2 separate regions of the Homo sapiens genome follow, and region 1 is linked to region 2. Evidence: read pairs that join two places in POLR2A ChIA-PET (ENCODE). Cell type or tissue: HepG2. All regions are shown on one strand. Each heading gives the region's core, and the rest is flanking DNA. Links, peaks and the distances in the headings are about the cores only. Region 1 overlaps ITGAE (integrin subunit alpha E). Region 2 overlaps RTN4RL1 (reticulon 4 receptor like 1).

The links. Peaks named below come from ENCODE experiments on the same cell type or tissue, not always from the same donor. Only the 100,000 strongest peaks of a DNase experiment are listed, where the experiment ranks them.
Region 1: POLR2A ChIA-PET joins it to region 2 with 5 read pairs; 1 of 35 experiments calls an interaction of 5 or more read pairs at or near these places.

Annotation. Positions count from the first base shown.
Region 1 is chr17:3,731,044-3,747,885 of GRCh38, reverse strand. ITGAE (integrin subunit alpha E) reads left to right here. Exons shown (of 31, transcript NM_002208.5): 18 at 1,959-2,122; 19 at 4,269-4,397; 20 at 8,008-8,081; 21 at 12,937-13,069; 22 at 15,420-15,518; 23 at 16,703-16,782. Among named protein-coding and RNA genes, the nearest start is that of HASPIN, 16 kb to the right of the region's middle. RefSeq lists an enhancer at 9,797-10,091. In HepG2, for the core only: CTCF peaks have their summits at 13,451 and 15,521; DNase peaks (open chromatin) are centred at 13,435, 14,035 and 15,475; H3K4me3 peaks cover 1,627 bases.
Region 2 is chr17:1,994,730-1,999,729 of GRCh38, reverse strand. All of the region lies in intron 1 of RTN4RL1 (reticulon 4 receptor like 1), which reads left to right. Among named protein-coding and RNA genes, the nearest start is that of RTN4RL1-AS1, 20 kb to the left of the region's middle. In HepG2, for the core only: no CTCF peak of the experiment used is centred there; DNase peaks (open chromatin) are centred at 1,549, 2,249 and 4,199; H3K4me3 peaks cover 3,356 bases; H3K27me3 peaks cover 412 bases.

The DNA.
Region 1 (16,842 bases), core at 11,268-16,267, 1.7 Mb before region 2:
ATGGTCTTTCCTTTTTGGCTTCTGTAAGGGGCAGGGAAAGAGGACTGGGGCGGGGGGTGGGTGGGTGTTGGTCTGAGGTCCTGGTGCTTGAAATCCCTCGATTAGAGCTTAGCTCCTTAGTCTCCAGGTTTGTTAAATGCAAACTGCCTCAAGAAAGGGTGGTCTGAGGTTATGTCCACACTCAGAAGGGGTTTAGAGCTGACACTGTTGGGAAGAGGGACACTGGGGCCCTTCCTCAGGGTTGAAGGGTTGAGTTTCTGAAAAAAAAGACTCAGAAGGCCGGGCGCGGTGGCTCACGCCTGTAATCCCAGCACTTTGGGAGGCCAAGGCGGGCAGATCACGCGGTCAGGAGATCGAGACCATCCTGCCTAACATGGTGAAACACCGTCTCTACTAAAAATACAAAAAATTAGCCGGGCAGGTGCCTGTAATCCCAGCTACTCGGGAGGCTGAGGCAGGAGAATAGCATGAACCCAGGAGACGGAGCTTGCAGTGAGCTGAGATCGCACCACTGCACTCCACGCTGGGTGACAGAGCGAGACTCCGTCTCAGAAAAAAAAAAAAGACTCAGAAAAAGGCAGCCATTTCTCCATGCCCACGTGTGTGCGTGTGTGCGGGGGCTTCTGAGACACACCCTCCTCTTTCTCTCTGACTTGTGTCTTCTCCCCTTCCCTCCTCACTATGTGCCTCCGGCCCAGGTGGGATTGGATCACCTGTTGGAGGCCTGGTTTCTCTTTCCTTACCTGAAACTCATTAGGAGACTGTTCCCAGAAAGGAGGTGGTGGGCATGGCTTTCACAGCCCAGGTATTTACTGCTCATCCAAGAGCTCCCCCCTGGAACGATTCCTCAGCAACAGTCCCCGAGGTTTAATCTCTCAGGAGCAATCTCTGAGATGGTCTCTGCCTCCCACAGTCAGAGAGCAGTCTCCTGGGGTGGGGTGGCTTTCCCAAAGCAGCAGGCTATTATCCACCTGGGGATTGAAAATGACAGACCTGGCCGGGTGTGGTAGCTCACGCCTGTAATCCCAGCACTTTGGGAGGCCGAGGTGGGCAGATCACGAGGTCAGGAGATCGAGACCATCCTGGCTAACACGGTGAAACCCCGTCTCTACTAAAAATACAAAAATTAGCCAGGTGTGGTGACAGATGCCTGTAGTCCCAGCACTTTGGGAGGCCGAGGCGGGTGGATCACAAGGTCAGGAGATCGAGACCATCCTGGCTAACATGGTGAAACGCCGTCTCCACTAAACAAAATACAAAAAATTAGCCAGGTGTGGTGGCGGGCGCCTGTAGTCCCAGCTACGGGGGAGGCTGAGGCAGGAGAATGGTGTGAACCCGGGAGGCGGAGCTTGCAGTGAGCCAAGATCGCGCCGCTGCACTCCAGCCTGGGTGACAGCGAGACTCTGTCTCAAAGGAAAAAAAAAAAGAAAAAAGAAAAAAAAAAGAAAATAACAGACCTGTCCCTTCCAGGACACAGAGCTCGATGGGCTGTGCGATGCTGGGCAAGTGTCTCTCCCTAGCTGAGCTGGTTCTGTTCTGTACAGTAAGAGAGGCGGCCCCGGGATCTCCACGGTGCTTCCAGCTGTGCCGTCCTGGGGTTTTTCTCCGCAGAGTCCCTCTTTCCCTCTCCATTCTCTTTGTTGTCTCTCTTCCTCCTTATTTTCTTCTTCAATCTCGATCCCCTTCCCGAGCCCTCCTTCCCTAAAGAAGGCTGACTCAGTCCTGGGAATGTGCTGCTCCGGGTTTGGGGCGGGAGCACTCAGAGACCCTGGTCAGGTGTCAGAAGACGGTGAGAAAAATATCTTTGAAAAACCGACGCAGGAGTCCAGCCGCAGGGAAGTACCTGCATGGGGACACTGTTCAGGAGGGGCCACAAGGAACCTCAGGCAGGCTGGGGGCCTTCTGTCTGCGGCTGGCTCATCCCCACCTCATCGGGAAGGTCTGGTCTTCATTCCCAGGCCTCCGCGAGGCACTTCTCAACTTCACGCTGGATGTGGATGTGGGGAAGCAGAGGAGACGGCTGCAGTGTTCAGACGTAAGAAGCTGTCTGGGCTGCCTGAGGGAGTGGAGCAGCGGATCCCAGCTTTGTGAGGACCTCCTGCTCATGCCCACAGAGGGAGAGGTAAGTGACGGAGTTTGGATGGGAGTCAGGAGGGGTCTTTGTCATTGAGAAAGGATTTGAGGTGATGCAGTGAAGGGCACATACCCAGACCTACAAATGAGGTGATTAAAATAATCATAACAGGCCAGGCACGGTGGCTCACGCCTGTCATCCCAGCACTTTGGGAGGCCAAGGCGGGGGGATCACTTGAGGTCAGGAGTTCGAGACCAGCCGGGCCAACACGGTGAAACCCTGTCTCCACTAAAAACACAAAAATTAGCCGGGCGTGATGGCGGGTGCCTGTAATCCCAGCTACTCGGGAGGCTGAGGCAGGAGAATCGCTGGAATCCAGGGGAGGGAGGTTGCAGTGAGCCGAAATCATGCCACTGTACTCCAGCCTGGCCAACAAGAGCAAGACTCCATCTCAAAATAATAATAATAATAAATCAAGAACCACGTAATGGCACGGAAGATGGAGATGCTGTCATTGCTGACGTTTTTCTTGGTAATAACTCAGGAATGCCAGTGTTCTTGGCATGCGTTATCAGACCTCACCTGATAATAACTAGGACCGAGGGCCTGAATGTCAGTTGGCATCAAAAAAGTGAACAACTAAAAGGAAGAATAAAAAGATAGAAACGACCATCTAGAAAGGTTTACTCCTGGCAAAGGTGCCCAGAGACATGGGGTAAAAAAAGTATGTCGGGACTCAAACCCTGACAGGATCTCGAACTTTGGATCTATATGGATCGTTTATTCCAATAAACAAATGCATGAATTCTTCTTCTGAATACACATTTACCCCCAAAGTGATTGTTAATTGGATTAAAGTCTACAGCCTTCCTTAAATAAAGGCTTAATCACATTCTCTACCAGAGAATCATGCTCACTTTCTCCCATGGGCTTGAGGCTCTTATAGGGGCAGAAAGGCTTATTTAAACAAAGAGAGTGGCAAATGGTATGCTAAGCAATCTCCTTATCTTCTCTCTTACCTCTCTAATATGTCCTCCATGTTGCTTTGAGAAAGATCTTGGTTGGTTGGGCGCAGTGGCTCACGCCTCTAATCCCAGCACTTTGGGAGGCCGAGGTGGGAGGATCACCTGAAGTCAGGAGTTCGAGACCGGCCTGACCAATGTGGTAAAACCCTGTCTCTACTAAAAAAAAATACAAAAATTAGCCAGGCGTGGTGGCATGCACCTGTAGTCCCAGCTACTTGGGAGACTGAGGCAGGAGAACCTTGAACCTAAGAGGCAGAGGTTGCAGAGAGCCAAGATCGAGCCACTGCACTCCAGCCTGGGCGACAGAGCGAGACTCCATCTCAAAAAAAAAAAAAAAAAAGAGAAAGAACTTGATAAACCCAGGTGTGGCTGTGACTCTTCCCTTCTGTCTGAGCCAGTTCTTTACCCCTTTGTGACTGGGATAAGAACCATAGCAGCTATAGACACAAAACCGTAGTAGAATGAAGGAGATTTTTCCCAAAGCACTTGGCAGCTTGCTTGAAGGACGTGTCCCTTCAGCCTGGCTTATTTGGAAGATGCTTAGGACTTCTGACTCACCACTTTTATTGTTTATTTCTTCTTATGATGACATCAAAGTAGAAAGTATTCTTGCAAGGTGCGGTGGCTCATATTTGGAAATCCCAGCACTTTGGGAGGCCAAGGTGGGTGAATTGCTTGAGCCCAGGTGGTTGAGGCTGCAGTGAGCCATCATGGTGCTGCTGCCCTCCAGACTGGGTGACAGAGTGAGTGAGACCTTATCTTAAAAAAAAAAAAAAAGAAAAGAGGCCGGGCGCGGTGGCTTACGCCTATAATCCCAGCATTTTGGGAGGCTGAGGCGGGTGGATCACTTGAGGTCAGGAGTTCGAGACCAGCCTGACCAACATGGCGAAACCCTGTCTCTACTAAAAATACAAAAATTAGCCAGGCGTGGTAGCACACACCTGTCATCCCAGCTACTCGGGCGGCTGAGGTAGGAGAATCGCTTGAACCCGGGAGGCGGAGGTTGCAGTGAGCCGAGATCACGCCACTGCACTCCAGCCTGGGCAACAGAGCAAGACTCCATCTCAAAAAAAAAAAAAAAGAAAAAAAGAAAAAGAAAAAAAGCATTATTGTTGTCATCTTCTCCCCCACATCCAACTCTAACCCTGCCTTCCGTGGTGACCCCACAGCTCTGTGAGGAGGACTGCTTCTCCAATGCCAGTGTCAAAGTCAGCTACCAGCTCCAGACCCCTGAGGGACAGACGGACCATCCCCAGCCCATCCTGGACCGCTACACTGAGCCCTTTGCCATCTTCCAGGTGACTCTACCCACAGCCAGTACCCAGCCCTCTTAAGAGCCTATCCCACAGAAACCACCTGCTCCCCTAACTTCCAAGAATGGTGGAGTTGGGAGGCAATGTCTTCAGACGGCATTTGGGCCCCTCACCGTACTCATGGTGAAACTGAGTCCCTGAGATGGTGTTAATGTGTCCCCGTGAGTGAGGACTCATGGGTAACGCAGGTCTCCATCTGCCCCTGGGGCTTGTTCCTTTATGTCTTTATGTTCACAAAAGCACTTGCTACATCTTTCATGAGGCACATGCATACATTGCATCCTGGGGACCTCACTTGGCAAGCGGCTCTGATGACGCTGTGATGGGGGTTCCTTGTGGGAGCTAGACTGGAGCTGTCGTGTCTTGCACTGCAGAGAGGATGCCCTTTGGCACACCTGCCTGTTCATGCCCTGCCAGGGCCTTCAGGCTGAATGGCCCCACCAAACCTGTATCCTAGCCTCTCCTCCTGGTGCCCATCAGTGCAGCTTAGACAGGCGGGTAGTGTCATAAGAAACTTTTGTCAGCCGGGCGCCCTGGCTGATGCCTGTAATCCCAACACTTTGGGAGGTTGAGGCAGGTGGATCACCTGAGGTCAGGAGTTCGATACCAGCCTGGCCAAGATGGTGAAACCCTGTCTCTACTAAAAATACAAAAATTGGCCGGGTGTGGTGGCATGGGCCTGTAGTCCCAGCTACTAGGGAGGCTGAGGCAGGAGAATCATTTGAATCCTTTGCCCAGGAGGCAGAGGTTCCAGTGAGCCAAGGCCGTGCCATTGCACTCCAGCCTAGGCAACAGAGCGAGACTCCATCTCAAAAAAATAAAAAATAAAATAAATTTTAAAAAATACAAAGATTAGCCCAGTGTGGTGGTGCATGCCTGTAGTTCCAGCTACTCAGGAGGCTGAGGCAGGAGAATTGCTTGACCCCGGGAGACAGTGGTTGCAGTGAACCGAGATCGTGCCACTGCACTCCAGCCTGAGTGACAGAGAAAGACTCCGTCTCAAAAAAAAAAAAAAAACCACAAACCTTCAATATATATTTCCTAAAAACAAAGGCATTGTCTTAACATAGTACAATAATCAAAATCAGGAAATTCACATTGATAAAATACTATTATCTAATTTACAAACTTTATTCAAATTTTGCCAGTTGTCCTATTAATGTCCTTTATAGCAAAAGAAAAAAAAGGTTCTGGTCCAGGATCATTCATAGCGTTCTACAGTTATTTATCTTTAGTCTCCTTTAATCTGGAAGGGTTTCTCACTCAGTCTTCCCTTGTCTTTTAATGACATTAACATTTTTGAAGGGTACAGGCCAGTCCTTTTGTAGAATGTTCCTCAATTTGTCTGATATTTCTTCATAATTAGATTCAGGTTATACATTTTTGTTTTGTTTTTGAGACAGAGTTTCGCCCTTGTTGCCCAGGCTGGAGTGCAATGGCGTGATCTCGGCTCACTGCAACCTCTGCCTCCCAAGTTCAAGCAATTCTCCTGCCTCAGCCTCCCGAGTAGCTGGGATTACAGGCATGTATCACCATGCTCGGCTAATTTTTGTACTTTTAGTAGAGACGGGGTTTCACTATGTTGGCCAGGCTGGTCTTGAACACCTGACCTCAGGTGATCTACCCTCCTCGGCCTCCCAAAGTGCTGGGATTACAGACGTGAGCCACCATGCCTGGCCAGGTTATGCATTTTTGTCAGGAATATCACAGAAGTAAAGTGTGTCCTTCTCAGTACACCATCTCAGGAGGCACCTAATGTGGACTTGTCCATTCCTAGTGCTGTTTGCCTGTGTCATTAATAAGCACGTCTCATTTTATGGTGAGATGCCTTGCGATTGTATCCTGCTTAACATCTCTTTATGTGTCTTTCCTTAACCAGTGATGACTATTATGCTATGGCAAAGAGATTTTTAAAAAGTTATTCCCCGTATAAAATGGGTGAGGAAAAAACCACGTGGTATTAGGCACATCGGTGTTACCAGAGAGTGCGTTCTGGCTGGGAGTTTAGATGGCTTAACCCCATTCTCTTTCACTGGGGCTGGGTGGAAGAGATCAGGCTATGTGGCTATATTAAAAATACAACAAAAGGCCGGGCGCGGGGGCTCACGCCTGTAATCCCAGCACTTTGGGAGGCCGAGGCTGGCGGATCATGAGGTCAGGAGATCGAGACCATCCTGGCTAACACAGTGAAACCCCGTCTCTACTAAAAATACAAAAAAAAAAAAAAAATTAGCTGGGCGTGGTGGCGGGCAGCTGTAGTCCCAGCTACTCGGGAGTCTGAGGCAGGAGAATGGCGTGAACCCGGGAGGCGGAGCTTGCAGTGAGCGGAGATTGCGCCACTGCACTCCAGCCTGGGCGACAGAGCGAGACTCCGTCTCAAAAAAAAAAAAAAAAAAAAAAAAATACAACAAAAAACCCTGCATGAAACTGTTGACCCACTTAGAGAGAGCGCCACGCTTTGACTTCTGCAAATGGCATCCCCCTTCCGCAGGAAGTAGAAAGTTCCCTTTCAAGCCCTGGGCTGTCATTCCCCCTCTAGGCCGTGGGAACAGACCTGCAGACAGCTGCCGAGGTGGCCACCGGGAGAGAAGTGCGAAGTGCAGAGGCTCTCCAGCCGAGGAGCTGGCTGCCTTCCTTCATAATACAAAAACAGACCCAGCTACTTTAGAACACTGGAATTTTTAAAAACACGAACTGGAGCTTTTCAACCTCCATGGGGCCTTTTGAAATGTGGCTTTCAGAATTAGTCGATTATGTGTAGGCAAGGGAAATAGTTAGCTTACAGAGACGACTAGCCAGGCCGGGCGCGGTGGCTCACACCTGTAATCCCAACACTTTGGAAGGCCAAGGTGGGTGGATGACCTGAGGTCAGGAGTTTGAGACCAACCTGGTCAACATGGCGAAACCCTTTCTCTAATAAAAATACAAAGTTAGCCAGGCGTGGTGGCACATGCCTGTAATCCCAGCTACTTGGGAGGCTGAGGCAGGAGAATCGCTTGAATCCGGGAGGCAGAGATGGCAGTGAGCCGAGATCGCGCCATTGCACTCCAGCCTGGATGACAGAGCGAGACTCCATCTGAAAACAAACAAACAAACAACCGAAAAAACAGATGACTAGCCATGAGGAAGGAACCTCCAAGGCCTGGACCTTGACGATATTTGGCTAGGCATCCCCCACTCCTGCCCGGGCTGTTCTGCCTATATCCGAAAGGACTAAGGAAGCTTCTCTTCGCGTAGGTGTCTGCTCCCTGAATGCTCAAAGTCGTGAGCTGTGTGTTGCTGCTGAATTCGCATGATGTAAATGTCATGGGCACCCCTAACATTCCGTGAAGGTCACCCCAGTTTTTACCTTGGTCAAAGGACTGGGTCACAGTGTGCCCATGTTATAGGACAGATCCAGGAATGTCACCCAGGAATGTCACAGTCCCTGCTCTTCGGGGACAATCCCAGCCTGCACCCCTCACCTCCCTGTAACTGCACTTCTCAGGGTGAGCAGGAGGCACAGCCCAAAACTTCCTATAAGGAGAAGAGCCGGAGGCAGGGCTGCTGGGGAAGGCGGAGCCTGGGCTGATCGGGACTCTCTGTCTGGTTACAGCTGCCCTATGAGAAGGCCTGCAAGAATAAGCTGTTTTGTGTCGCAGAATTACAGTTGGCCACCACCGTCTCTCAGTGAGTTGGACATAGCCGTCAGTTTCCTCGATTAACCTTCTCCCGAACGCTTGCCTGGGCAATTCCTTCATTAGGACACCCTGCACATCCCCTTCCCCTCTCCCCGTGGCCCACAAATGGCTTCTGCACTTATTATCTCAATATGTCCTCAGCTACCCCAGAAGGGAGGCAAGACAGAGATCTGTCTTCCCACTTTCTAGATTAGGAAGCAGACTCAGTCGCCGAGGGCCCTGCATAGGCCATTTGGTGGACTTGAACCTGGGTCTCTTGACATCCCGGACAATGCTATATTCAGAACCCAGCGTTCTTCACAGCCAGGCTGACCTCTACCTCAGTTAGAGGTAACCTCTTTCCCGGCCCACCTCTTGGCCAAATTAACTAATCAATCAAATATTTCTGGACCATCTACTTTGTGCCAAGCACTCTAGGTGCTGGGGATACTTCTGTGAACAACACAGACAAAAATCCCTGCCCTCCTGGTGCTCTTAGGGGGAGAAGATGGTAAGTAGGTAAATTCCATGTTGATGAGATGAACGTTGAAGACACAGGGAAGGTGGGAAGGAGTGTTGGGTGGCAGCTGATGCTGAAGTTTTCAATGGGGTGGTCACGGAGGGTGACACTTTGGCACACACTGGAGGAGGTAGGGGAACGAGCTATGTGGTTGGGTGTCTAAGGGAAGAGCAGCTGCAGGTACCCTGGGTTGGAAGCCTGCCTGGTGGGTGGGGGGCAGGGTGAGGAGCTAGTGGCTGCAGTGGAGTGGGGCGGGGTGTAATGAGGGAAGGGGAGGAAGGGGGAAGAGGCCATGGGGCTTCTTAAGCCCTCAGAAGGGCTTTTGCTGTGAGCTGGGAAGTCAGAGGAGTGACACACTCATGCAGCTTAGCAGGATCCTTCTTGCTGCTTAGCTGAGAAGAGAAGCGGCACTTGCTCCCTTTGTAACCACTCAGGTGAGAGGCGGTGTGGGCTGGGCCATGACGGGAGTAACAGTTTAAAGTGACAGCTCATACGTAGCACGTGCTGACAGAATGGAGGCGGAGGGAGGAAAGAGGGCCACAGCCCCAGCATGCGGCACTGCACTGTCCAACACACCAGCCACGCTTAGCTGTTTACATGTACATGAGTTAAAATTAATCACAATGAAACATTTTGTTCCTCAGTCACATTAGCCACACTTCAAAGACTCAGTGGCCGCCTGTGGCTGGTGGTGTTGGGCAGCGCAGATACCGCCTGTCTCCATCGCTGCAGACGTTCTATTGGACCACACTGAATTCCAGAATGACAGTGTTGCCAAGCACATGAGTGTGGGTTTAGACATGTAGTGGTCTTAGAATGCCCCCCAGGCCGGGCGCGGTGGCTCATGCCTGTAATCCCAGCACTTTGGGAGGCAGAGGTAGGCGGATCATGAGGTCAGGAGTTTGAGACAAGCCTGGTCAACATGGTAAAACCCCGTCTCTACTAAAAATACAAAAATTAGCTGGGCATGGTGGTGGGCGCCTGTAATCACAGCTACTGGGCAGGCTGAGGCAGGAGAATCGCTCAAACTCGGGAGGCGGAGGGTGCAGTGAGCCGAGATCGCTCCACTGCACTCCAGCCTGGGTGACAGAGCAAGACTCCAAAAACGGGGAGGGGGGGAGGGTAACAAAACAAAACAAACAAGCGTCCTTGGCGACTAGTGTTGTGTATGTATTGTGATTCTGTTGGCCAGCTGGCTGGAGTTGCCGTATATGGGGAAGAACGCAGTTCCCCAAGTCCTGGTCAGCCCTTTCATAGACATTTGCAGGACCAATTGAAGACTTTCAAATGCTCTGGAATCCAGGCTAACAAGCAGGCACAGCTGTTTCCAGCAGGGAATTAATTACAGCCAAGAACCAACCTCCCAGCCAGCTACTGGGGGTAGTAGAGATACAGCACGCATGGCTTGCCCTACATCGCCCCCTAGTGTACATAGCAAGCAAACGCTTCTCTTTCAAAAACGCTAGTGAGCCTGGTCGTCGGTGTCCAGCTGTCTCAGTGGTTTTTGACCTGAGGACATAGATCCCCAAAAGAATCTAATGAAGACTACAGACCCCTCTCCTTAGAAGATCACATGTGCATACATAAATTTTGGCATTCCGGGCCCTCTGAGACGGTCCCTAGGCCTCAGATTAGGCAACGCTGTTAATATTCTGATGACACTGAGGTCTCACGCCTGAGCTCTAAGATGTGTGTCCAGCTGACATGTCAGCATCTCTGCTTTGTTATCCTATATGCACCTCTTGTCATGTCCCCGATTGAACGCATCTTCTTCCACCCTTGGGTCTTCCTCCCATGTTACCTCCCTCAGTCAATGGCACCACTCAGCCACCGGCACCACTCAGCCACCGGCACCACTCAGCCACCTGAGCTAGAAACTCAGAACTTGCCCTTAACTCCTCTGTCCCCCCTCCCCTGCCTCTTTTTCGTTTCATTTGCTTTACTGTCTCTGACTTCTTTCCTTCTCCACTACTGTTGTCTTTTTTCTTCTTCTTCTTCTTTTGAGACAGGGTCTCACTCTGTCACCCAGGCAGGAGTGCAGTGGCGCGATCTTGGCTCACTGCAACCTCCGCCTCCCGGCTTCAAGTGCTTCTCCTGCCTCAGCCTCCTGTGTAGCTGGGATCACAGGCGCACGTGACCACACTCAGCTAATTTTTGTATTTTTAGTAGAGACGGGGTTTTACCATGTTGGCCAGGCTGGTCTTGAACTCTTGGCCTCAAGTGATCCACCTGCCTCACCTCCCAAAGTGCTGGGATTACAGGCGTGAGCCACCGTGTCCAGGCATCCACTACTGTTTCCTTATTTCAGGCATGTATCATCTCTCGGGTGGAGACAGCAGGCTCTGTCTCTGCTTCCTGTCTCTCCCTCCAGTCAATCCAGCCTCTTCTCAGCTGGGATAAAAACCAAACCAAAACCAAACAATGGGAACAAAACACACCTCACATTACTTCCTAGGCCGGGCGTGGTGGCTCACGCCTGTAATCCCAGCACTTTGGGAGGCCATACTTCCTAGATCTGCACATCTCATCTTTGGACATTTCAGATGGAAAACAGTTTTCTCGGTATTGCTAATATGTTTTTCTGTCAATCTCAGCTACTGAGAGTGGTTCTGCACTCTGGGTCCCTGTGATACCTCAGCATTCTGGAGGACCCTTTCACACATCCCCAGGACCCTCTTTTCCAGGACATGTGGACCCATGTCTTAAACCACAGCCTTTTAATGGGAAGGGTCTGAATGATTTTGTGGGTAGGAAGCTGAGGCCAAGAAACGGGGTAGGACAGTATGTCTTATGCACACTGTTCTCCAGTGCACAGCAGTGCCCCATAAATATTGTGGCATGGATGAATTTGTGTCATAGAGTACCTCACCTAGGGTCACAGTGAATTGGTGGTAGAAAGAGGATTTGGGTACAATTCTCTCAATTCTTTGGACTACTAGACTCCAGGCATTTAATTAGCCTTTTATTTATTTATTTATTTATTTTGAGACAGAGTTTCACTCTTGTTGCCCAGGCTGGAGTGCAATAGTGTGCTCATGGCTCACTGCAACCTCTGCCTCCCGGGCTCAAGCAATTCTCCTGCCTCAGCCTCCTGAATAGCTGGGATTACAAGTGCCTGCACCACACCTGGCTAATTTTTTTTTTCTTTTTTTGAGATGGAGTCTCATGCTGTCACCCAGGCTGGAGTATAGTGGCGTGATCTCAGCCCTCTGCAAACTCCCCCTACCGGGTTCAAGCAATTCTCTGTCTCAGCCTCCCGAGTAGCTGGGATTACAGGCACCTGCCACCACACCCGGCTACTTTTTGTATTTTTAGTAGAGACGGGGTTTCACCATCTTGGCCAGGCTGGTCTTGAACTCCTGACCTCAGGTGATCTACCCGCCTCGGCCTCCCAAAGTGTTGGGATGACAGGTAATTAGCCTGTCTTGGCTTCTGTTTCCTCTTCTATAAAATGGAGAGTAGCTGTACTATTTCACAGGGTTACTATGAGGGTTGAGCGTGTGAGACGCAGTCCTTGGCACATGGTAAGCACTAAATAAAGGGCAGCTATTATCGTCATCTCATGCAACAACTGAGATGGGCGTGGCAGTCCAGCTGTTTGCTTATGTTGAGAGGAAGAATGTCTAAGCTAAACGTATTCCTTAGGCAACTTATCTAAGAAGTTACTTAAGAAGGTGCTATTCTGGGCTGTGTGCGGTGGCTTACACCTGTAATCCCAGCACTGTGGGAGGCCAAGGCAGGTGGATCACTTGAGCCCAGGAGTTCAAGACCCGCCTCCACATGGCGAGACCCTGTCTCTACAAAAAATACAAAAATTAGCTGCACATTGGCCAGGCTGGGTGGCTCACGCCTGTAATCCCAGCACTTTGGGAGGCCGAGGCAGGCGGATCACCTGAGGTCAGGAGTTCGAGACCAGCCTGACCAACGTGGAGAAACCCCGTCCCTAATAAAAATACAAAATTAGCCAGGCATGGTGGCGCGTGCCTGTAATCCCAGCTACTCAGGAGGCTGAGACGGGAGAATTGCTTGAACCTGGGAGGTGGAGGTTGCAGTGAGCCGAGATCGTGCCATTGCACTCCAGCCTGGGCAACAAGAACGAAACTCCGTCTCAAAAAAATAAAAATAAGAAAAATATTAGCTGGGCATGGTGGTAAACACCTGTAGTCCCAGCTACTCGGGAGGCTGAGGTGGGAGGATCACTTGAACCCAGGAAGTGGAGGCTGCGGTGAGCCGTGATCATTGCACCACAGCACCACGCTCTAGCCTCGGTGAATGTCCTATTGTATTGCGTTGAGGTTTTTACAGATGAAATAAACTGTAACATTTTTATCTGTACCCTGTGCAGGCAGGAGTTGGTGGTGGGTCTCACAAAGGAGCTGACCCTGAACATTAACCTAACTAACTCCGGGGAAGATTCCTACATGACAAGCATGGCCTTGAATTACCCCAGAAACCTGCAGTTGAAGAGGATGCAAAAGGTGACTGTGACGGTGGCTGTGGAAACAGGTCCCTCACGCCCCTCCCTCGCTGCATGCCTGCTTTTCTGTGGTGGCCCCCTCACTGGCACCCCTGCCTCCAGCCTCCTCCTGGTCCAACCAACAGATGGTTAATAACTAGATAAATCCCCGCCAGTCCGGCTCCATGCCTCCCGAGGCACCATATTCTGCTGCAGTGCCACCCTCCCTATGTGCGGCCCTTTCTTCACCAGGGTTCTGAGAGAGAAGTGAGTCTAATGCCCTAAGACACTGAGAAAGTAAAAATTAGCTTAGACTGGGAAAGTGAAAATCTGCCCTGCCATTCCCAAGGCTGGATACAGACACAGATACTAGGAAACAGTCTGTTTCCCGAGGACACCCTGTGGCTGACAAGTATCACTGCACTGAGAAATTTTATTCTCTAAAATCACAGATCAGAAAACTTTGGGCCGGGAACGGTGGCTCACACCTGTAATCCCAGCACTTTGGGAGGCCGAGACGGGCGGATCACGAGGTCAGGAGATCGAGACCATCCTGGCTAACACGGTGAAACCCCGTCTCTACTAAAAATACAAAAAAAAATTAGCTGGGCGCGATGGCGGGTGCCTGTAGTCCCAGCTACTCGGGAGGCTGAGGCAGGAGAATGGCGTGAACCCGGGAGGCGGAGCTTGCAGTGAGCCGAGATTGCGCCACTGCACTCCAGCCTGGGCCACAGAGCAAGAGTCTGTCTCAAAAGAAAAAACAAGAAAGAAAACTTTGCTGTTTGAAGTAGTTACGTCGGTAATTATGAACCCCTATCCCTCTTGCCTGGAGAGTGTAAGTCATTTTGACCAAGAGAAGAGTCTGTTTCCACCTGAGGTAGAGAGCTTCAGATACAGTGTCTGTCAACTTTCTACTCCATATTAATGGTTTCCCAGGAAGCGGGCCCTGGGTCTGATTCACAGGCTGGCCTGCTGGTGACTGACTCCTTGACACTCAGCCCTGCTTTACCATCAAAACAGGACTTTATTTACATTTCATCTGAACTCCACCCTTCCCTGGAGTCCTTTAATAACCGCCTTTTCCATTGTTCAGTGATACACACAATAGTGTAGTTTTTGGATGGGTGCAGTGGCCCATGCCTGTAATCCCAGCACTTTGGGAGGCCGAGGCGGGCGGATCACCTGAGGTCAGGAGTTCGAGACCAGCCTGGCCAACATGGCAAAACCCCGTCTCTACTAAAAATACAAAAATTAGCCAGGTGTGGTGATGTACACCTGTAATCCCAGCTACTCGGGAGGCTGAGGCACGAGAATCACTTGAACCCGGAGGTGGAGATTGGAGTGAGCTGAGATTGCGCCACTGCACTCCAGCCTGGGCAACAGAGCAGGACTCTGTCTCAAAAACAAACAAACAAACAAACAAAACCAAAGTGTAGTTTTCCTCATTGCAGTGAGTCAATAAATTTGAATTTGTTGGACTGTAGATTTGTCCCCGGTCATCTTAGGCTATTTGGGCTAGGACAGTATCCATTATATGAATGAAGCAATCTCCTAGGCCGGGCACCGTGGCTCACGGCTGTAATCCCATCACTTTGGGAGGCTGAAGTGGGTGGATCACTTGAGGTCAGGAGTTCGAGACCAGCCTGGCTAACATGGTGAAACCCTGTTTCTATTAAAAATACAAAAAATTAGCCGGGCGTGGTGGTGGGCACCTATAATCCCAGCTACTTGGGAGACTGAGGCAGGAGAATTGCTTGAACCCGGGAGGTGGAGGTTGCAGTGAGCCGAGATCGCGCCACTTCACTGCAGCTTGGGCGAAAGAGTGAAACTCCATCTCAAAAAAATGAAAACAAAAGCAAAAAACAATCTCCTAGGCATCTAGAGGGGAACTAGGGATGGACCGTCCCTGGGAGAATTAAGAAAACTCACTGCAGTCATCACCTGCCCCTCGGGGGTCCAGGTGGGGAGCCCTGGTGGCTACGTGGCAGTGCTGGTGTGTGCCGGCCTTCCAGCCAGGCTGTGGGTTATATTTGCATCAGTCCATGGCCCAGCTCAAATGCCTCCTTCCCCAGGAAGACCTTACGAATTCCTCCGAGTTGGAATTCATATTTCTCCACTGCTGTTCTCTGCAGCTCCCTCACAGAAGCACCCCTTCGACCTTGTATTTAAATTCCTCGGGGATCTACTGCTGACCCTGCCTGTCCGGCTTGTGAGGAAGACAGGGACCAAGTGGACTTTATTTCTTTAGCTCCTGGCAGGGTGTCTGACAGGCAGAAAAATTAGTGAATGTTTGCTGAATTGCTGTGAGGAAACCACGTTTTTGTTTTGTTTTGTTTGGCTCTTTAAGAGAATGTCATCTGCTCTTTTAACAGCCTCCCTCTCCAAACATTCAGTGTGATGACCCTCAGCCGGTTGCTTCTGTCCTGATCATGAACTGCAGGATTGGTCACCCCGTCCTCAAGAGGTCATCTGTGAGTCGGTTTGGACTGATTCGCTCTTCTCACCACCCTGCAGTTGGCGTCTTCTGCATCTTGGTCTCATCTCAATCTCTCGGTTCCAGCTTTGCGCTTCGCTTGACTGCAGTGTGTCCCCAGCAGTGCTTACAGTGGCTAAGCTGGCTCTGAAAGTAGGGGGTGATGGGGACGAGAGCTTTCCAGTACACAGCCCTAGGTGAACTGCCTGCTCACCTCCGTGAAGCAGAGTGAAGTTGTGGGTAGTATGGAGGGCGTGTCAGACAAAAAGTTTTTTTGTTTGTTTGTTTTTGAGATGGAGTTTCATTCTGTCACCCAGGCTGGAGTGCAGTGGCACAGTCTCAGCTCACTGCAACCTCCGCCTCCCGGGTTCAAGTGATTCTCCTTCCTCAGCCTCCTGAGTAGCTGGGATTACAGGCGTGCAGCACTACACCCGGCTAATTTTTAAAATATTTTTGGTAGAGATGGGGTTTCACCATGTTGGCCAGGCTGGTCTCAAACTCCTGTCCTCAAGTGATCCACCTGCCTCGACCTCCCAAAGTGCTGGGATGACAGGCATGAGCCACCATGCCCGGCCAAGACGAAAAGTTATTAACCCTGATCTGTCCCTTGTCATCTCTGTGCTGTGGGAAATCTCTGAAGTGGCTTCTTCACCTGTAAAAGGGGAATGAGGCCGCCTGCCTTGCTTACTCCATATTTGTATTTGAGGCTTAACTGAAATAACGGGGCCAGGCGCGGTGGCTCATGCCTGTAATCCCAGCACTTTGGGAGACCGAGGTGGGTGGATCATTTGAGGTCAGGAGTTCGAGACCAGCCTGGCCAACATGGTGAAACCCCGTCTCTACTAAGAATACAAAAATTAGCTGGGCGTGGTGGTGCGTGCCTGTAATCCCAGCTACTTGGGAGGCTGAGGCAGGAGAATTGCTTGAACCTGGGAGGCAGAGGTTGCAGTGAGCTGAGATCACACCATTGCACTCCATCCTGGGTGACAGAGCGAGACTCCCTCTCAAAAAAAAAAAAAAAAAAAAAAAAGGAAGGGAAAGGAAACATGCTGTGTTAGAAAAATGTGAGGAATGTGAAAATCTGAGGAATCGTCTCCTAGGTCTGTTCCACGAGTAGCTAGCGGTCTGAATTGTGAGTGGCATAGAGAGAATCAACTGACCATTTTTCCCCCTTTAAAATAGGCTCATGTTTCAGTCGTTTGGCAGCTAGAGGAGAATGCCTTTCCAAACAGGACAGCAGACATCACTGTGACTGTCACCAAGTAAGTACTGCCTGGGTCACAGCAGAGTCAGGCTATGACCCCGGAAGACATCTCCCTGCC
Region 2 (5,000 bases), core at 1-5,000:
CGCCTGCAGTCAGCACGCAAGAGTGTGTGTGCCTGTGCGTGTGTGTGTGGGGGGGGCATGTATAGGGAGTGGGCACTGCAGTGTGTATTTGTGCATGTGTGCAGGGACAGGAAGAAGAGGCTGGATGTTCTGTGTACGTGTGTGCTTGTGTGTACACCGACATGTACAGGGTGGCAGTGGGTGAACAGCTCTTTGTGTATGGGTGTTGGGAGCTGCATGTGCACATACGTGGATAGGGATGGGGCAGTTCATGTGTGTGTGTGTGTGTGTGTTTTATTTTTTTCGAGACGGAGTCTTGCTCTGTTGCTCAGGCTGGAGTGCAGTGGCGCGATCTCGGTTCACTGCAATCTCCTCCTCCCGGGTTCAAGTGATTCTCCTGCCTCAGCCTCCCGAGTAGCTGGGATCACAGGCGCGCGCCACCACGCCCGGCTAATTTTTGTATTCTTGGTAGAGACGGGGTTTCACCATGTTGGCCAGGATGGTCTCCAACTCTTGATCTCGTGATCCGCCCGCCTCCGCCTCCCAAAGTGCTGAGATTACAGCCGTGAGCCACCGCGCCCGGCCGGTGTGTGTGTGTGTGTGTGTGTATGATGAGCACACATTCAGTGCAGCGTGTGTGTGTGTGTGTGTGTGTGATCGCGCATGTGTCTGGTGTAGACTGGCGTGAGCAGCTCTCTGGGGCGAGTGAACATCGCTGTAAGGGGCTGTGGAGTGGTCCCCGCCCTGTGTGTGAGAGGATGGCATCGTGCAGGGAAGGGGGAGCAGCTCTTCAGTTGTGCACAGCCGACTGGAACCCTCGGTGAGGGCAGGGCCTGTGTCTGTTCTGCGCGTGGGATGAGCGCGTAGAGAATAAAGGGGCTCCGGGGTCGTCTTCGGCTGCCGGGAAAGTGCGTCAAACCCGCGTCCCCAGCGTTTTTAGGGCCCTCGCAGAGCCCCACCCCCACCCCCACCCCGGGGTCCCCGTGCGCGCGAGGCCGCCCCTGTCCCCGTCTGTGCTGCGAGGCCCGTGAGGGGAGCGGGGCCCGGGCGCTCCGGCAGCGCCAGCTTGGGCAGGAAAGCGCCGCGGCGACCTCGGAGGCCACATCCCGGCGAGCCCAGGAGGAGGCGAGCCGGCCCCACGTCCCCCACCCTCCGCCTCAGCGTTCACGTCTGTAAAGTGGGGGCAGGAAAGCCGCCGGGGATCCGGCAGGGACCTGCGCGCTGGGCAGCGGTGGCCGGCCCGGGGGCAGCCGCGGGGAGGGGAGGCCCGACCCGAGCGGGGCGCGTGGGGTGCGCAGATCCCCGGCCGGCGGCTCCCGCGAGAGGGAACGGATCCCAGCGCGGCCGCGGCTCCCCGCGCGGTAACCCCGATCTCTCAGCGCGGGCCCCCGGCTCTAGAGCGAGAAGACCCTCCCGGGCGGGGCCGGTGCCCAAAGGGCGCGCTCGGCTCGGGTCGGCCTGCGGGAGGCCTTGGGGCGCCGGGTCTGGGCACCGCCCTCGCCCTGCAGCTCCGGATCAATGCGACAGCCCTCCCCGCCCCTCCCCCAAAGGCCAAACAAAACATAGTAAATATTTAATCCGGGCCAGGGAGCCAAGGAGGCCTCCCCGCCCCCTCCGCCGCCGTCTGGCTCCCCTGCCAGCCCCGGCAGCTCTCCCTCGGTAATGAGGCCGGGAGAGGCCGGGATCGATCGCGGCCTGGGGCGGAGGCGGGGGTGGGGGTGGGGCGCCCGGCACCCTGAGGGGGACATCGCTGCCCGCCCCCAGGCCCCAGACCCAGGAGCCCAACCGAAGGCACCTGCGCCCACGCTTTCCCCAGAAGGCCTGCGAGGAGCGCGCCGGCCCCTGCCGGCCTGCCCTTGTCACCTCCCTTCTCAGAGGGCGTCAGCTGGGGTCGGGGGTCTGCGGGGATGCAGGCCCGAGTAGGAGGGCTGTGAAGGGGGCGGGGACCTCCCAGCCCCGGCTCAGGCCTGACCTCCGAGTCCTAGTGGTTTAAAGCCAGCAGGGGCTTGGATGAGGCCTGGGTGGGGCAGGGGCAGCTAGGGGTGCCCTAGAGGGAGGCTGGCGAGGTGTTCCTGTACCTTGGAGTAGGATACCTTAGTGTGCTGGTGGTGCTCCCGATTTCCTGGGCATTGCCTGGGGAATACCTAGAGGGGACGGTGACATCCTCACTGCTCATTCATGCAGTGGTTTATGATTGAGCACCTACTATGGGCCAGTCATACTTGTCGACTACCAGACAGACAAGTTCAGACCTGCAGAGGGATCGCATTCCAGAGAGCGACAGTTAATAAGTAAACACATGCGATGATTTCAGATCGTGGTTGGACTCAGTGTAGAGAATAAAACTGTTAATGTGATATTGTACTTGGCCGGGAGAGGAGCCACATCAGCTGGGCTGGTCCTGGAGCTGGCTGAGGACGATGGGTTGGGGAAAAAGCATCCCAGACAAAGTCTGTAGGAAGTGCAAAGGCCCAGAGGCAGGAAATAATTTGCGAGGAAGGCCAGTGAGGTTGATTGTCGTGAGTGAAGAAGCAGGTAGTGAGCGGCAGATCCCTGAAGGTCTCGTGGGCCACGGAGGAGTTTGGATTTTGTTCTAAGTGCAGTGTGAATGCATTAGAGGTTTTAAGCAAAGGAATGACATGATCTGATTTACATTTTTAAAAGCCTCTGCTGGCTGCAGTGTGGAGAATGGAAGATAGTTAAGGGGGAAGGCGGGGAGGCCAGGTTGGTTGCGGGGGATGGTGCAGTGGTGTACACAAGGGTGGCTGGTCCCCTGCCTGGCTTGGGTTATGACTGAAGTGGCCATTTACACATCTGCAGCTGGCAGGGCCCCCAGCAACCAGGAATAGCCTGCTCCTGGGTTCTTTGTGCACAGAGTCCCAGCTGGCCTGGGCAGAGGCTGGGGTGGCCCCCGTCCTGTCTCCGAGACCCAGACTCCACAGTGGGCAGCCCAGGAAGGTTTTTTTTAGGAGCATTAGAAAATGTTGACATGTTTTTTGAAACAATTTCAGATCTGATATCTCCGCCAGATTGAGTTTGTAACCAGCTTTATTGTTTAAGCCTGCTGGGATTTCATCAAAGGCGTCTGCTGTTTACCCAGAACCATTTCATTGGAGAAAACAGCAAACAGACCTGCATTTCTATCTGATTTCACTTTTTCCCTTTTCTCATGAATTTAAGAGCTTGTGAAAAGCAAGGCTGATAAGGCAAGGCAGCGAGGATCACATCCGGAAGAGGGGGGTCACAAGGATCTCAGCTGAGGTTTATTAATAGAGCAGAAAAAAGTTGGGGGTAGCTGGCCGCTTCTCAGGGGGAGGGCAGCAGCCAGCCCTCTGCAGGGGGACCTTGGGCCGGGGGGGAGGGGAGGTGGGGAGAGCTGCTGTTCACCCGTACTCTGCCCAAGATTTTTAGGTCATCTCCTGGTGTCTGTTGTCTTTACCAGTTTCTGGACTATTTCAGACACTGGCAGTGATAAAAGACTGAACATCAGCTCTCACCTGGAAAGCAGCAGTGACCTGGCCTCAGAGATGGGTTCAATGAGACAGATTCAAGCTTTCCTGGGAGAAAGCCGAGTAAGGAAACACATCAAAAGGCACATGGAAGGCAGATGATGAGAGTACCGGGAAAATTGCCTTCCTGCTCCTCCCCTGCCAACACTTGGGATTCAGTCCCTTCTCCTGCCAGGCAGCCTGAGCCAGGGCAGGGCAGGGCCCAGGGATGCTTGTCACAGGCTCAGCACGCCCTCACCTCGCCAAGGAACCTACACCAGTGTTATCGCCACCCGCCTAACAGCATCCAGGTGCCTCTAAGCGGGCCTGTTGACCCAGCAAATATGAGCCCAACAGGGGAGACGCTGGCTCTGCAGCCTCTCAGGAGAAGGCGGTCTGAGAAATTTGGGTTAATATGCCTTGTTCCGTGCTTGAGCGACAGCTAGTTAAGTGCATGGGTTGCTCGGCACATAGGCCATCTCTCACCAGTTGCACATTAGACCCACTTATAAAGTCAATCGATTCGAACCAATTAGCAAGAAGATAAGGACTTGTTTACCTTTGATGGTAGATCTTGCAGCGAGCCATCTGAGGGGGATGATAATGATCCAGGGGTATTTCTTCAGCACGCAGTGCCAGGCAGAACCATGTTGTTCTACGCCTTCTGGCAGGTGGGACTTCCGGCGACAGTGAGAGTCAGCTCCCTCATCTGGGGTATGAGCCTGTAAGGACGAGGAGAGTGAGCAAAGGACAAAGGTCTTTCCAGAGCCAAGCTTAGGCCCTCCTGGCTGTAGAGGTTCCCCTGCCATGCCTATCTTTTTTTTTTTTTTTTTTTTGAGACAGAGTTTCACTCTTGTCACCCAGGCTGTAGTGCAATGGCGCAATCTCGGCTCACTGCAACCTCCGCCTCCCGAGTTTAAGTGATTTTCCTGCCTCAGCTTCCCGAGTAGCTGGGGTTACAGGCACCTACCACCATGCCCGGCTAATTTTTGTATTTTTAGTAGAGACGGTGTTTCACCATGTTGGCCAGGCCGGTCTCAAACTCCTGTCCTCAGGTGATCCACCCGCCTTGGCCTCCCTTGGCCTCCCAAAGTGCTGGGATTACAGGTGTGAGCCCCTGCACTCGGCCCCATGCCTACCTTTTGCAGTGAGAGCTCAGTGGGCTGCTGGGGCCTGAGAGGCTCATTCCATCACTGTGGGCTCTGAGCATGGTCCCAGGGCCCCTGTAAGCACAGGGGAACCACATGCTCCAGACACAGGGCCTTGGGAGTATTTCTGGCCATCTGTTGACAGCCTCTGTCATCTCATTTCATGATTTTTTTTTTTTTTTAGAGATGGGGTCTTACTATGTTGGCCAGGTTGGTCTTGAACTCCTGGCTTCAAGCAGTCCTCCCACCTCGGCTTCCCAAAGTACTGGGATTATATGCAGGTATGAGCCACTGCACCTGGCCGTCATTTAATCTTTATAAGCCTCCTTTTTAACCACCTTTCCCCCAACGCAAGCGTGTATTATCCCCTTTCCTAGAGAAGGAA